Linked DNA regions of Homo sapiens: region 1 is linked to region 2. Evidence: chromatin loops called from intact Hi-C (ENCODE). Cell type or tissue: GM12878. All regions are shown on one strand. Links, peaks and the distances in the headings refer to the core of each region. The heading gives the core; the rest is flanking DNA. Region 1 has its middle 61 kb from the start of MIR3681HG. Region 2 overlaps MIR3681HG (MIR3681 host gene).

Region 1 (4,405 bases), core at 133-4,132, 130 kb after region 2:
TAAAACAGGATATGAAAGGCTGAAAAGGGTGGAGGAGGGAGAGGATAGGACAAGATTTGTTAAAAGACACAAAATTACAGCTAGATAGGAGGAATAAGTTCTAGTGTTCTGTACCACAGCAGGATGAGCATAGTTAATAATATATTAAATAGTTTAAATAGCCAGGAGGATATTGAGTATTGAAGGAGGATATGGAATGAACAAAGAAATGACAAATTCTTTAAATGATGAATATACTAATGACCCAGATCTGATCACTATACACTATATATGTATCACAATATCACTATGTACCCCATGAATATGTACAATTATTATGTGTTAATTTTAAAAATTAAATGTAATTTAAGTATATATAGTATATATATAAAACAAACTTGGAAACTCCAGATGGGTATGAATCTCAATCTCTTTCTAGCTGCATGGTCTTGGGCAGTCCATGTAACCTCTCCGAGCTTCTATTTCCTCATCTATATAATGTCCATAATAATACCTGATATGGTTTGACTGTGTCCCCACTCAAATTTCATCTTGAATTGTAGTTCCCATAATCCCCATGTGTGGTGGGAGGGACCTAGTGGGAGGTCATCGAATCATGGGGGTGGTTTCTCCCATGTGATTCTCATGATAGTAAGCTCTCATGAGATCTGATGGTTTTAGAAGGGGCTTCCTCCTTCTCTCAGCTCTCATTCTTCTCTCCTGCCATCTTGTGAAGAAGGACATATTTGCTTCCTTTTCCACCAAAATTGTAAGTTTCCTGAGGCCTCCCGGGCCCTGTGGACCTGAGTCAATTAATCCTCTTTCCTTTATAAATTACCCAGTCTCGGGTATATCCTTACAGCAGCATGAGAACAGACTAATACCTACCCTAGTTATCCCACAAAATCATTGAGTAGGTGTCATATGAGTATTGGTTATCATGATTGTCATAATGAGACAATTTGGCGAGATGAGGAAATGAAAAATATTAGGAAAACCAATCATTGCAATGGGGAAATAAAAACAAAACCAAATGTATGAGTTTCTCCCTACCTCATCTGCTGTTCTGGCCTTTTCAACAATTCGAAGGACCTACCTGCTAAAGCCCATCTTGGTTTCCTGATGGAAGTGATGCTGTGAGAGATCCACAGAATGTCATAGATAAGAATACTGCTAACTAATGGGGAAATGCCAGCAGACCATGCACTCTCCCCTAAGCAGTCCCAGAAACACAGAATTTCCTGAACCCAAGCCTTCCTCCATCCACCCAGGAAGGTGAGGGGTTTGGGGACACCATTCCTAATAAAAGCCTTATCTGTGTGCCTGACGCTAGGCTAAGATTTTCACATACATTTCCTTATTTAGTCTGTACAATTGCTCTGCAACATAGATATAATTCTCTAATATAATAGTTAAGAAATGTGAAGCCCTTTAGAAGTTAAGAAAGTTGCCTAAAAGCTCACAGTTAGAGTCAAAGCTGAGATTCAGATCTTGCTTTGAGTCAAAGTTAGTGTACTCCCATTTCCACATCATCTCCCAAGTCAAACCCGAACAAGCCACGACCAAAGGATTCCATGCTCTGCAATAAGCATTTATAATTTCACCTTCAATTCTTCCATTTATAGGGGAAAGCTTGCATGTAATTAATTTAAGGATGATTTCTCCATAAATTATACTTCAATCTAGTTCTATATTTAAATAATTAAGTTTGAAACAGAAAGACTAATGAAACTAATGGTTACCAAATTACTCGATTTTGAAAATCATTGATTTTCTCATTTGCCTGCTAAAATTAATCAATCTCATTTACATATACAGATTGCATTTGCTTTAGCTTTGAGATATTTGTTTTCCAAGTTTTTCCACCAGTTTCAAAATCCACTTTAAAAAAAACTCAGTTCTATTTCAATTATGCTTATTTGCATGGAAACCAAAGCCTTACTGCTCTAATTAATAATATTATGATTGTTCCTTTTATTTGAATACAATGTCCTTGTAACTTAAAGAATAAAGATTCAACCCAGCCAAGCAACTTTAAAAATACATATGGAAATGATCAGTATAATACAATTTCTTTTGGTAATAAGATAAATAAAAGCAAATTCTCCTGTTACAAAACACACAAAAAAATCCACTTTACAAAATACCTTTTTAGCAATTTCTACAAAACAATACTCTAAGATCTTATGACCATGTCATACTAAATGTCTATATATATGATGAGAAGGTATTTCCTGGAATGACTAGTGGGTGGGATAAGCCTAAAAGGATTTCCAAGAAATACAGAAACATAAGGATCCAATAATTTGAAAAAGGATTAAAAATATTCTAAGACTTTCAAAGTGCAAATTACCACGTACAAATTTGGTGGTTATAATAAGCCTTTTCTTTGCAATAAAATGAAAATTTAATAGAAAACGTATAGGAAGTGCAACTATTGAGTTGTGAAACTTTTGTTTCAGTTTTACTTTTCATATGCGGGCATGTAAATATGAGTGTACAGGCTGGGTACGATGGCTCAAACCTGTAATCCCAGCATTTGAGGAGGCCAACGCAGGTGGATCACTTGAGCCCAGTAGTTCAAGACCAGCCTGGGCAACATGATGAAACCCCATCTCTACAAAAAGTACAAAAATGAGCTGGGCATAGTGGCATATACTTGTAGTCCCAGCTACTCAGGAGGCTCAGGTGGGAGGATTGCTTGAGCCTGGGAAGCAGAGGTTGAAGTGAGCTGAGATCATGCCATTGCACTCCAGCCTGGGTGACAGACCAAGACCTTCTCTTAAAAAAAAAAAAAAAGAGGTTATAAGAGTGTGTGTGTGTCCTGAGTCATGAGTCATGGTCATGAAAGAAAATGTATTTGTTACTGTGGACTAAGGTCAAAAGTTTAAAAACCACTAACCCAATTGATCCATTGACCAGATGGAGTTTTGAAGGACTGATATTTTAGAGACTTCTGAAAATAATAATAGACTTTGTCATCAGACAGCTGGGTTCAACTCTCAACAAGTAACTCAATCTACCTAAATCTTGGTGTCACATTTGTAAAATGAAAATAATAGTAACACCTCACAAGTTTGTTTTGACATTAAAAAAAGATAATGTATGTGAGGTGTTTAGCACAGTGCCTGGCATATGATAATCAACAAATCTTGGCTATCATTTTCTAGAACTGCTGGAGAGCTTCTTTGTCTCTGATTAAAACATACCCCCTTCAAGGTGTATTCATTTCCTCTGAGTGACATCTGTCACCTCTTTAATGAGTTTTTTACCTTTTGTCCATGTTCAGTTGCTCCTCCAGACAGCCAAGGACCAGAGGCAGAATTCAGTGACCAACACTAAACATGAGAAAGAGCAGCCTCTCAGCAGTCCATGTGCATACTGATCCCCTGCTTAGCTTCAGACTCCATGTCAGTCGAGGTGAAGAAATAAAAAGGAGGTGAAACTGGCCCAATTGTCCCATAGAATTGATGTATGGTTTCTTTTGAATAAACACAGAAATTGAACCTTCCAGTCTTAAAACTTCAGAAGTTTACTTTTGTTTTATCGGAGTTCCTTTTTCAGGAAATCAACCATCAGTCCTGCCAAATAGTATCAAGGAACTGAAACTCACTAGATCACAGTATCTGGACAATGAGATGCCAGACCCCTCACCTGTCATAACTGCCTAATCAACCACCCACTGCCTGTTGACCAGCTCCTCTTCCTTACCTCTCACACACGGTTACATTTCTTTCTCCACTATATAAACCCCTAATTTTAGTTGTTGGGGAGACACATTTGAGACCGATTTCCCATCTCCTTGGCTGAAACACCCGATTAAAACTTTCTTCCCTGGTAATACTCATTGCCTCAGTGATTGACTTTCTGTGTAGTGAGCAACAGGACCTACACTGAACCCCTCGTGTTTCAGTAACAAAGGGTCACACATCCCTGTACCTCCATCTTATGCTACTTTTTTTTTTTTTTTTTGAGACGGTGTCTTACTCTGTCGCCCAGGCTACAGTGCAGTGGTGCAACCCTGGCTCACTGCAACCTCTGCCTCCTGGGTTCAAGCGATTCTTATGCCTCAGCCACTACAGTAGCTAGGATTATAGGTGTGCACCACCACACCTGGCCAACTTTCATATTTTTAGTAGAGACGGGGTTTCACCATGTTGGCCAGGCTGGTCTCGAACTCCTGACCTCAAGTGATCCTCCCGCCTCAGCCTCCCAAAGTGCTGGGATTATAGGCCTGAGCCACCGCACCTGGCCTATGCCACTTTCAAATAAAAATGCTAACATAACTAGGGAGATTCTGGGCCATCTTGGAATTCTTCATGACTCCTGGATCCTTTGTTTCTGTCACACTTGTCGTCTTCCGTATGGTTTACTTAGGCATAGAATGGGGAAAAGGAGATTCTAGAGAAGAAAAAAAATGCTAAGT
Region 2 (4,405 bases), core at 104-4,103:
CCCTTGTCTCATGCAAAACTCCTTAAATTTTATCTGTTGTCAATACACAAACCCTCTACCCCAACCCCTTATCTCAGAATTTTGTTCAAGCAAGGAATGTTGGTGTCAATTGCTAAAATAATGTTTCCTCTGTCTGATTACATGAGAAAATTATAATAATGTTCCCTCTGTCTGATTACATGAGAAAATTCTAAGTAGGAGTGGTAAAAAAAAGAACCCTGAATGCTGAAAATGGCAATTTTGCATCATAATTTGTGCCAATTCCAAATACCAGAAAAGCCACAGTAGGCTTAGGGAGAAGTTGCCATTTTGGAAGGGCAGAGGAGTGCCAAGAGAAAGCTTTCTAGAAGCTGGGCATTGGGTTTAGACCCACTCATGCCCATCTACCTTCAGCTCTAGCTCTAGCTCAAAAAGGATTCCAATAAAACCCATGAATAGAGAGCAGGGCCCAGGGCACTCTGTTGGCAAAGACCTATTCAAGATGTATCTCATCTTTGTTTTGTTTGTGAGGTTGGTAAAAGAAGAAAGCATCTTTTAGTGGGTTTATTGGCTCTTTGCATAACTTTCTTCTAAAGTGCATGTTCAAGCAATTTGTCCAATAAGAAAAAAGTCAAATAACTCTAATTTTTAAAAGGGGCAAGTGATTTGATCAGGGACTTTGCAAAAGTGCATGCCCAAGTGTCTAATGGACAAATGAAAAGATACCAACACTTATCTTTAAAAAATTAACTAAAATAAACAACAAAATTACTATAATATAAAGTTTTCGTGAGGATGTACTGCAACTGAAAATCTTAAATATTGAGAATATAAATTATTACAAACACAGTTAAAGGAACTAGTTGGTTGTATCTACTAAACCTAAATATAGACCTACTGTACGAACCACCCTGCCCAATCATAGTTTCATACCCAAGAGAAATGAGTACGTTTTCCCACAAAAAGAAATAAACAAGATTATTTACAGCAGGCTTATTCATAATTGCCAAAAGCTGAAAACAACCCCACTGACCATCAACAGAAGAATGAATACATAAATTGTGGTATAGTCAAATAATGGACTACTTATATACAAATTAAAAAAAAAAAACATTGATACACACATAATTTGGATGAATCTTTAAAACATAGTATGTGCAAAATAAACCAAAATAAAAAGTGCATACCACATCTATATGCAGTTCAAGAGTAAGAAAATCTAATTGACAGTGATTGAAGTCAAAATGTGATTATTCTGAGGTGGAGTATTGATGACGAAGGCGCAGAAAAGAACCTTCATGGGTCCTGAAAATATTCTCTGTCTTAATCTGTATGGTGATTACACAGATGTATATAAAATTTTATCAAGCTCTACATAAGGTGATCGTTCTTCATGTGCTTAGTCTGTGTGAAACACATTTATGCTTCTTATTTCACCAAAAAAATGGAAACTTTGCCCACTCCCATGAGAAAACTAATTTTCCCATTTCAAAAATAATCTTGAAACTGGGAGGTTTAAAAAACAATTCAGGGTGCATCTTGAAAGACTGGTAAAAATTGATCAGGTAAGAAAGAAAATCAAGTTTCAAAGACTGGGAAGCAAGACAAAATAAGAACCATTGAGTATTATAATCAGTATGGAACCAACAGGAAATACATGTGAAATATTCTAGATTATTAACAACTTGAGAAACTTGCTCTTGGATTTCCAGAAAAATAGGAATCATGAAAATGCAAAGTCATCTAAAAGGCCTACTTCAATGATTCATTTACATGAATTAGTTTTTCACTCTGGAAAATAAACAAAGAAACGGGTGCTCTGTTCTTCCTGAAGATGGAATCCAGCAGTTACCAAAGGATGCCAGTCTGGCTTGAATTTTAGCATCTACATCCTCATCCCAGATGCACGGGCAGAGGATTAATAAAAACACAAGTCAAATTGTTTTCTCTATAACCATCAGCCGCATTCTTCGTTTGTAAGAATAAAGTCTTGGGTCCCCTTATTATCATTCTTCTTGTCCTCCTCAATTATGCCTGGGCAGAATGCCTGTGGGATATAGACTAGTGACTAAAAGTGTCCTATTCATTACCATGAATGTCAGCCTTTCAACCCAGACCAAGAAGCCCTGAAATGTGCAGGGGACAGGCATTCCTCAGCTAATAGTAGGCTGTTGTTTCAATTAACTAAAGCAGCACCTTGGCCTCCTAAGCAGTGACTGACTGGGGCAGGCTTAGGAATACTTATCTCATGGGAACAGACTTGATGCTATCAGGTCTGGCTTTATAACATCTCTGTGTAACATCTCTCACCTTTTGGTGGCCAGAGAAGTAGGTCAGAGGGGGAGGCCTGGGTAAGCCACAGAGGCAGAAGTGGGGCCGTGCCTCGCATGCACCATCACGTCATCTCCATGACACGGACATTTTCCCCGCTGGTCTGGTGCCTTCCCATCACTGGCTATAACATGAGGGCCCACCTTGTGGTTTCAGCCTATTTAGAAAGGACAGATTCATCACTGCAACTGCCTGCTTGAGTCAAAGATACTGTGTGTCTTTATCTCCCAGCTGCAAAAGCTGATAAGAATGCAGAGGTGATGTGATAATTTGTAGCTGATTATAGGAATTTTTGACCTACAAATGGAGAGAGAGAGAGAGAGAGAGAAGAGAATGATTGCTGATTGCTGCTATTGTATGTATCTTTTTATGCTTTTATGTTTTTGGATTTTGCCAGGAAAAGCGAGAAAACCCCATCATATCTCCTGAGTTTGACTTTGGAAGACACAGGGGTAAGAACTGACTCTAATATTTCCTGAATATGAAACTTCAGGGCAGTCTCTTAAATTCCATGGATCTAGAATATTTCATCTGTATAAGAAGGTTCTCAACAAGAGGCTCCCATAGGTCCCTCTCATCTTTGACATTCTAGAATTCTATAAGGTTTTGCTTTTTTATTTCCAGATTAAAATATACCAAGATCAAATCTCGTAAACTTGAAACAGAGCAGCACTTTGCAGGCATGGCAGATGCCAGCATTTTCAACCTCACACTGCCAGCTGAAGCTCACCTCTGCTTTCACTTACTGGATGTGTGACCTTGGGCTCTCTCTGTAAGACGCTTAAACCTGCTTCCTTCTCTGTAAAATGTGGGTAATAACGCTTACATCTCAGAGTTGTTGCGTTTTCTATAAAGCCAGCTAAGATGGCTGACTTAGAACATTAGCTATTATTATGACTATTCCTCAAGCTCCTGTGTACTTGGGCACTGACTCTGGAGCCAGACTTCTTAGGTTCAAATTCAAGCTCTGCCAGTTTCTATTTGTGTAACCTTGAATAAATTGCTTAACTTCTCTGCCTCAGTTTCGTTATCTGTAAAATGGGGATAATAATATCATTTACCTCATTGGGTGGTTGTGTGAATTAAATGGATGAATATGTATCATGTCCTTAAAGTGGTATTCGGCATAGAGTAAATACTATGTAAGTGTTTCATAAGTGAAATAAAATAAGTGAAATACACATATATTTGTGTGTACATATATATACATATGAAAGTGCTGGCGCAACACAGGTTCAATAAATGTTGGACATGATGATCATCGCCACAAAAATCCCTTTTTTAGGACTAGAGATGAAGCTTTAGAAGCCAGTTCCTGTGTCTGGCATGTGTTGGCAGTGGAGATGGGGAAATAGGAACCTGTCAGAGAAAAAGCACCAAGGTCATTTCAGCAGACCCAGTCACTGAGAATGCTTCTGCTTGGGGATGGAGGTAAGCAGAAGGCAGACACAGAAGAGGACTCTAGACTTCTGTCTGGGCAGCACTGTAGATGGTGGTAGCTTTATTTGAATGGAAACTCCAGGAAGCATCAGATTTGAGATGAAAGAAAATGGGTTCATGTTTGGATATGTTGAGTTTGCGGTTCCTACAAGACACTTCAAGGCAAAAGAAACCCTCTTATCCAAGCAAGACCTGCACAGAATCCTGGCCAAGGTGCTGTCCGACAACCATGTGAACCGTTTTGCTTTGTCCACAACAACTCATACTCAGTATTCAAAAACACTAAAGACAATCAATAGATGTACTTGTCCCCTGCCACCTGCCTGTGAGGCCTTTTGGAGGTCTGCAGGTCCAGCGTCTCCTAAGATCAACAGCCCTTGACAATGTTCAGCCATTTGTCCTTTACAAAGTGTTTTCATGTCTCTGATCCTATTTGAGCTTGTGAAAAGATTACCATCCCTATTTTATTTATAGGAAACTGGAGTTGGGACTAGACCCATGTCTTCTCTTTGTCCAGAACACTCTTTGCTATCACTTGATTAGCACCAACTGGTAGGAACTGTTACCTACTTAACCCACATTACGTTATTTAATCCTCCAATCAACCAAGGAGACAGATGCCATCAGCTCTGTTTTCAAATGATGTAGAGGAATT

The links. Hi-C counts contacts between places; a loop is a spot of excess contacts. Peaks named below come from ENCODE experiments on the same cell type or tissue, not always from the same donor. Only the 100,000 strongest peaks of a DNase experiment are listed, where the experiment ranks them.
Region 1: a loop joins it to region 2, with 2.3 times the contacts of the local background. A loop is called at or near these places in 1 of 110 quality-filtered maps.

The regions. Positions count from the first base shown.
Region 1 is chr2:11,943,722-11,948,126 of GRCh38, reverse strand. No RefSeq gene overlaps it. Among named protein-coding and RNA genes, the nearest start is that of MIR3681HG, 61 kb to the left of the region's middle. In GM12878, for the core only: no CTCF peak of the experiment used is centred there; a DNase peak (open chromatin) is centred at 2,476; H3K27ac peaks cover 1,105 bases.
Region 2 is chr2:12,072,334-12,076,738 of GRCh38, reverse strand. All of the region lies in intron 2 of MIR3681HG (MIR3681 host gene), which reads right to left. Among named protein-coding and RNA genes, the nearest start is that of MIR3681HG, 67 kb to the right of the region's middle. In GM12878, for the core only: no CTCF peak of the experiment used is centred there; a DNase peak (open chromatin) is centred at 2,358; H3K27ac peaks cover 841 bases.